Regions from separate parts of the Homo sapiens genome. Here region 2 is linked to region 1. A link is an interaction called in ENCODE POLR2A ChIA-PET data of the cell type or tissue named here. Cell type or tissue: A673. All regions are shown on one strand.

Evidence for each region. ChIA-PET counts read pairs that join two places held together with the same protein. Peaks named below come from ENCODE experiments on the same cell type or tissue, not always from the same donor. Only the 100,000 strongest peaks of a DNase experiment are listed, where the experiment ranks them.
Region 2: POLR2A ChIA-PET joins it to region 1 with 5 read pairs; 2 of 35 experiments call an interaction of 5 or more read pairs at or near these places.

The regions. Positions count from the first base shown.
Region 1 is chr11:30,421,116-30,425,115 of GRCh38, reverse strand. All of the region lies in intron 4 of MPPED2 (metallophosphoesterase domain containing 2), which reads left to right. Among named protein-coding and RNA genes, the nearest start is that of ARL14EP, 100 kb to the right of the region's middle. RefSeq lists an enhancer at 1,713-2,213. In A673, no CTCF peak of the experiment used is centred here; a DNase peak (open chromatin) is centred at 2,485.
Region 2 is chr11:30,556,630-30,560,629 of GRCh38, reverse strand. The region is part of intron 2 of MPPED2 (metallophosphoesterase domain containing 2); the gene reads left to right. Among named protein-coding and RNA genes, the nearest start is that of MPPED2-AS1, 26 kb to the left of the region's middle. In A673, a CTCF peak has its summit at 2,196; no DNase peak of the experiment used is centred here.

The sequences.
Region 1 (4,000 bases):
TTATTCACCCAGGCCTGCCCTTTATCAAAACAATATCTCTTTTCATCCCAAGGATCTCATAACGAAAGACCAAGCTACAAAGTCGTAGTGAAGAGATGGGATCAGACAGCTGGTGAGAGAGAAGCCAGCACTACCCTTTGGAGGCAGCTGGGCTGGTGGTTTGGGCTAGCCAGGCTTCCCAAGCAGCTGCAAAGGGGTGGAAATCTTGCCCTGATGTTAAGTTTTCCTTCCCTCTCCTAGCGATGTCAATTGGTGTGTGTGTGTCTCTTTGCTGCACAAGGTGTGAAGTTGCTCTGTGGGCTAATGCAAGACATCTTTTGAATTGTGCAGAAGAGGAACTTCCAGGCTGCCCAGAGGAGGGACTTGGGAGTTGGGGGTGGGGTGGTACATGGCCTTCCTAAACAAAATCCAGAGCTAAGAAGGGAAAACGAGGCAGGGAGGGGAGGGAGCAGGGGCCAGGTGTCTGCCTTTCATCTGGATATTCAAGATGACACATCTGGTGCCAGGAAAACTGCTATTTCTAACTGACGGGGAAGCTTTGCAGTCAAGGGAGGGCTGAGCTGTCAGGTGAGCTAGAGATCAAGAATTATCATGACAGCTTCATGGCATGTGAAAGGCGCTGTGAAGTGCAGTATGATTTTAACCAGCGGTGGTTAAATTAGCTTCTCTTGGACCTGGTGTGATGTGCAGTCGGAGAGGGGCCGATGGCGGCTGGGAGTGCCAGGCGTGAAGAAGGTTGCAATTCAGAAGGGCTACCATTTAGAAAAGAAAGCGTATGTGAAAATTGGCTCCCGGTTTCTGAGTTTTGCTTAATAGAGGTGCCAGGCAGCAGTGATGGCATTAATTAGTAGCTTGTCAATTCCTTCGGTGAACCTCTCTTCACCCCCTATTATAAATATTCCAAGGACCCAAAGTAACCGCTTGTCTGAACTTCCCCAATTTAAGATCTTGTCAAAATCTGACCACCTGTACTAGCTGGCTAAGCAGCCTTGACTAACCGTTTTGCCCTGTGCTCTTGCATTCCACAGGATTGTCCATGCAAGACTGAGCCAGTGAGGGAGCGAGCAAGTGAGCGAGTGAGCGAATGGCTTTCTGAAAAACTTCCACTCAAAAGTGAACTGAGGAAGTACCTTTTAATAAGTAATCAGCCAGAGGAAATCAGGCTCTGTCTAGCCATCTAGAAATGCTTGCCTATGCATTGGGGACTTTCAAAAGTCTGGAGCAGGAGGGTCTATGATTTGATGGACCATGGCTTGGGAAATTCTAGGAAGAAAAAAATAATGTGAGCAATTCTCTCTGTGTATGTATATATGTACACACACATACATGTATGTGTTAATATATATCATATGTAAATTAAAAGCTGTACATTAACCCTCTGTGCCAAAAATTTTACAAAAGTTCATTCACTTTATCCACATAGGCAAACATTCTGTTTTTATTTGTAAAAACTGAAGTCCAGAGAAGCCAATAATTGGCCAGTCTGGAACTTGAACTTGGGTCTGTTTGACTCCATAATCCATGCTCTTAACCGTTGCCTTCAAAATAAGAATGGCTAACTTTTAAAGAGCCTGCAGGTGCTCGTTACGCTAACTGGCACAGCCAACCTGCCAGCTCCTAAAGTCTGGGTGCTATGTGATCTTTGCACTTTCCCCTTCACAGCTTCTGTGCCAAATCCGAGCACAGCTGCCCCAAGGCTTCCAAGCTGTAATCCCTGCAGAAGGTGCCCAGAAGACTATAGTAATAAGAACCCAAGTCTTTTTGATGCAGCCAGCTCAGGACCTGTCTGTGCATTGAAAATTTGTGGACGTTGATTTGTAACACCAGGGCTGTGACCCTGAGTAGCCCACCTGAGGATAACAGGCACCAACTTCCTGTTTCCAAATCCTGCTTTCCTAGGACGCACCCAGCCCCCACTGAAGTTTGTGGGGGAGTAAATTGCTATTCACCTGTCCAAGCCTCCCTGGATTTATGGCTTGGCACCTCCCTTCTGCCTGCACCACCGTACTGTGTACTGCAAACACAGATGACCTTTTCAGCGATTTCGTCCTAACTTGCTTCCATAAAGAAAACCTGTTTTGTATTGACATTGTTTGGAGTAAGTTCTGCCTATGTTAACTCCCTTAGCCCCTGCCCCTGGAATTTCAGCCCAGGGAGGCCAAGTGCTTACAATTTCAAGAGCAAGGGGGAGGGTGCTTTGAAAGCATCCCCAGCTTCCATCCATCTGAGTCTTTGGTCCAGTGGCTTCAGGCAGATGGAGTTGCTCTCCTTCCTTCTAGTTTTCTAATCTCTCCCTAGAAGGGGAGAGGTTGCAGGCTCAAATTGGCCCACTGGCAATAGGGTGCTTTGTGGGACATTTTTTTACAAGTTGGTTCCCATGTGGTATTTGTTAGTCACAGCTAATTATTAAGTCCTTTGGCTGAAGCAATAGACATTGTTCCCTTGGATTCCCTCCTCCTCCTTTCCCCCCTCACCCCCATTGCTACACAACAAAACCCATTGTGGGGCTCTGGAGGTTGGCTGTGCACGTATTTTCCAGTGAACCCCTGATGGGCTCACTGCTGGGGTTTCATGTTTCAGGTTGAAACTCAACTGGATAAAGCATTATTCATTGGCACTGACACATTCAGTGTTCTGCTCTGTGTAGATATTTCTCTCACACTAGACTTGGTCCCTCACAAGCAGTTTAGGTAATTCACTGAGAGCAATTCACTGCAGTTACTCAGAACATGGATAATCTGCACAGAACTATAAAATATTAGGATTTTTAGATATGGAAAGATCATCAAGTGCCAGCTTTGGCCAGCTGTGTTCAGAGGTGCAGGTTGGAAAGGAGGAGGGAGCTGAGTGAGTAAGCAGGCTCCAAGTTCCTTCTTCCCAGTCCCCACCTTTGCATTTGCCTGCTTTGTGCATTGCATTTCTGCGTAAGATTTCTACAACCTAAAAGCAATCTTGAAATCCAGTAATTGAGTCCACTCTCATTCATTGCTCAGGTGAGGAAACTGAACCAGTGAGGACCTTTTGCTAACCTAAGGTTCAGGTGAGCCAGTGAATTAATTTCAGCATGAGAATTAGCACACACATCTCCCCACTTCTGTATGCCCCATTTGTTATGCCACGCTGAGATAATTCTGGAATCCATCAGTGGGCTGCTTTTTCCATTGCCTGCCACTGTCTTGTGGAAAGACCTTACCTAGAGGATTTAGAGGACTGGAAAGCCCCCAGAACAGCCATATCATACTATGTTTTTACTAAAGGCCACCTCGGTTGCACAATTCCATGGCACCTCTTGGAGCTGTACAGTACACAGACTAAGATTCTGTATGGAGCAGCCTTACTTTTACTTTACATATATGAGAGCAAAAACTGAAATTGTGCTAGTAGGTTTTGGTCAGCATTGTGCAAGGGAAGAACCCAGGCTTTGGAGCCAGCAGATCTGGGTTCAGATCTTGGCTCTACTACTTACTGGTCCTGGGAACATGGACAAGTTACTTGATATCCCTGATATTCAGGTTTTTAACTAAAAATAGAGCTGATAATACCTACCTTAAAAATTGCTGTGAAGAACTAAATCCAATAACTTACGTAAAAGCTCTAGGTAAAAGCACATCAAGGCCATGATAAATGTTTTTTTTTTTTTTCCTGGAATATAACTGCTCTTCTTCTCATACACATATGGATCTGAGTTGAAATAAAAGACAGACATTGTTAAACTTCATCCTTAACTTGGAAACTTCTGGATTTTGTCACAGCTTAACATTAACCAAATGAAATTTTGGGTCTCTATAAATATAGACCATAGGTTTGTCTTATCTTTTACAGAGCACTTATAAAACTGAGGATTTCCTGGGGGAATATGGCTGTGGGGTTTTAAGAGAAAATTCTGCAAGGGAAAACAGGAAAGACTGAAAAATTTAAGCCCTGTTCCTTTGCCTCTGGAAGCCCCTGGGTGTCCTGTGGGTTCAGAGATTCACTATCCTCGCTGACAGCAAAATCAGAT
Region 2 (4,000 bases), 140 kb before region 1:
GCTTTCATTTTCCTTTGTGACCAAATTTGTGGCATTCTACGGAGCTAGGGCTTGTATTTTCACTTATGTTAGTTGCTAGAGAAATACTTGTTCATGTCCTCTAGAATAAGCTAAGATATTGGTTCAGTAGGGGGTAAATGGGAGTTTTAAGACTATCTCATGCCGTGTAGCAAGTGATTGCTAATCACTTTCTGTCGTTTGTGACAACTTCTGCTTACTAAGAGTAAATGCCAGTCAGTGTTGGTTGGAAATATAAAGCAATCTGAAGCTTTTCAGGCAGTTGGCCACAGAAAATGGTTAACATATTTTTTTTTTTTAAAAAAAAAACTTGTTAGTCATCTTTTAAGCAACTACTATGAAATACATATCTTAATTGACCCTTTAAGAGGTATCCTTAAGACAGAGGACTCAGAAGTCATTGTAAGATTCTCCCACTTATTTTCTTGAAAACAAATAAACACAATAAAAATAATTACTGACTTCAAAAGTCAGTAATTTTGGTGACAAATGAGAATGCTGTATTTCATACAACACCTCCCCTCTCCCCTGAGGTTTTCTTAATTCGTGAATGCTGGTGGAAGTCAAAGCAAAGGTATGAGTTCTTAGATAACCTATAACACAGTGTGGTTACCCACAAAACATCTGTTTATTAGCTACATTATTGATAAAACTCCACAAGGCAACAGGCAGCTATAGTGCCCATTATGCCCTTTGGCATAATGTGAAGACTATTTTCAAAATAGGGCATAATGTGAAGACTATTTTCAAAAAGGAAATACATGTGAAGACTATTTTCAAAAAGAAAAGGCATGCCAGTCATAATGATATACCAACACAGTGTAGGTGCTTGATACAAAATGCCCTTTGGTTATTTGGAGAGGTATTAAATTTAGTATGCCTCACATGGAATAAAAATAATTTATTTTTGAAATTATATTTAAAAACTAAAATTAAAAAAATAACTTTCAAACATAGCTTATAATTTTTTCTATAAGACTTTGAAGGAGATACGCAATTTTGTGTTCCCATATTATTTAAAAGAATGTATCTAGGAAAAACATTTCATTCGGAAGGAGAAGATTGAGTATAGTTTCTTTTTAATTAGTAAGCTTTTAATTGACACATCATGCAAGTTAAAATGTATACAAATTAAGCATGTTCATGCAATAAATTTCCACAAAGCAAAATACTCATGTGATCACAATTAACTATGGTTTTAAAGATCATTTTTTTGTTTTAGTTTGCAAAATAATATTATGAAGTCATAAGAATTTAAATATGATTGCAATTTACAATACATTTTTATTAATAAAAGTTGTAAAGACCTTTGTTACTATTGCTCTGTGGTTTACAAAGAAGATAATTGTGAACACTGGGATCCCGTTGGGTTCCTATAGATTCCCCTGCAGCTGGGTGTTTTAGGGCATAGAATTACATATGTGACTATTGTGACTTTTATTTCAACTGGACTCTAAGGAATACTTTTCATTAGTAGTCATTTAAGATTTCCTGGAAGCTCTTCTCTGTGATTTGAAAAATTCTCTGGATAATATTTCCAAATTGATGACCTTCTGGAGTTAAAACAACTTTTTCTTTGGTCTAGCTTTAAAGATATCTTTATTTTCTATTCCATTCATCACCATTTTTTCATTGAAAAAATTAACCATGCTTATCCCACTTCAAATGAGCAGCTGCACTTTGAAACTAGATCCTTCTTTTGGCTGTAATTGTCCAAATGAGGAGGACCAGGTTTGTGGACTATTTGAAAAGAATTGGTTGTGACTCAAAGCATTTTTCTGCTTTCAATTTTTCTCTTCAAATTTTAGTGTATTCCCAAGCCAGAAAAAAAAAAAGAAAGAAAGAAGGAAAGAGGGAGGGAGAAAAGGAAGAAGGAAGAAAAGAAGGAAGGGCTGGGCAAGGTGGCTCCTGCCTGTAATCCCAGCACTTTGGGAGGCCAACGCAGGGTTATTACTTGAGGCCAGCAGTTTGAGACTACCCTGGGCAACATAGCAAGACCCTGTCTCTATCAAAAATTAAAAAAAAAAAAAAAGCTGAGTGTGGTGGCACATACTTGTATTTCTAGCTACTTGAGAGGCTGAGGTGGGAGGATTGCTTGAGTCTGGCAGGCCAGAGCTGCAGTGAGCTGTGATCAGTCCACTGCACTGCAGCCTGGTGGCAGAGCAAGATCTTGTCTCAAAAAATAAAAAATAAAAAAAAAAAGAAGGAAGCAAAAGAAAGAGAAAGAAAAAGGGGAAAAAAGTTTACAAAGTACATATAAGTAAGGCAGTTCTTACCTGGGAATAGCTGAACTATAGCTTTTGAGGAAAGAGAAAGATATAGGATGATCCCAGAATTTCAGCATGAGAACGACTATTGGGTTTGAAGTGTGACTATAAACCACTCAGCCAGACTTTTCTTTCTTTTTAATAAATTTACCAGAATAGGTAAAATAATAATAATAAAATACATACAAAATATATACGTGTGTGTGTGTATATGTGTGTGTGCATGTTCTATTGGTTGACCAATTCCTGCAATACCAATATCACTGAAAACAATTGTGAAACCACTTTTTGAGGATTGTCCTTGGAGCCAGGTCATGGGCACATAAAGAAAGAGTTCTTCATATTTTCCAGCCACAGACATTATCTTTACTCGTATTTATTTATATCTTCCTAGCAAGGCCCTTAGGTTCCAGTTCAACACGCCCAAGGAATAAAATTCATTAGTGAGTTCTCACATTTGACTTTCTCCCTCTGACCATGAGGCTCTTCTTACCAGGCTAATGTTTCTTTGATTGGATCCCTCATGGTCATTGCCATGAAGAGTTCTCACATACATATTACTATAGCAACTTTTCACTTATCTTCAAATATGTTGGACTGACTGTCAGAATGTTGACCCAGCAGTTGATCCAGATCATTCTATATAAATGGGAATATGGGAGACGGAAATAATTGCACATTCCATTGTTAACAGCACCAAGGTAGCTGGTTAGAGATGTTTATTGATTGGTTATTTAGCCAGTAGCCTTTCCTTAAAAGAAAACAAAAGGAAACTAACAATCATAATGGATGGACATGTGCTAAATCTCATAACTAGAAAGAATATTTGTAAATAAACATGAATTATAGCTCTGTTTATTATACAATAGTGAGAGCTAATAATTTGCCTTGACATAATAGCTGCTTTCGAGCTATCATGAGTCATGAATAAATGAAAATACCTATAAATTTCCAAAGTATATTTGAATTCTTATATTTTGCATTATAGGAAATGATACATTTTCTCCAACAAAGCGTTTTAATTGATATCTCCAGTTAAGATAGAAATATTCTAAAACTTACTTTAACCTTATAAATGAAATAGCAAATACAGCTGTTTCAGAGTTTTGATATATATATTATATATATATAATTTGCTTATTTGGCACAGTCATTCTTTTATTCATTCGCTCATTGAATTCCTGCTATGTGCCAGGCACACAAACAAACTGAATCTAGCACTGTTTAACAAAATTGAAATGATAATCTCATAAATGCATTATGGGGGAAAATGTTTCAATGTAATGCCCAATGTATCAGTCTTGATGCAAAATTTGTGATAGCCTAGAGTGTAAAACTAACCCCCTTATGATTTTGATTTTTTTTTATTCTGATGATCTTTTCCTCATCTTATTGCCCTAACTTGGTTCAACACTGCTTTTGGGGAATCCCTTCTCTTTCTTCTTACATTTTCTGGCCTATAGGGTCATATGGCTTAAGTTAGAACAAGGAGACCAGTCAAAAAGAGCCAAGGCAGACAAGGCAAAATCTACAGAAATGATAATAATAGTAATGATAATAAATAATATGGCTACCATTTATTGAATGCTTATTGTGTACCAAGCCAAGTGTTAATTGTTGTAATATATTATATCATAACCCTAGGAAGTGAGTGGTGTTATTCCCATTTTGCAGATAAGAAAACCAAGGCTAAAAGAGGCTGCCAAGGGTGACCT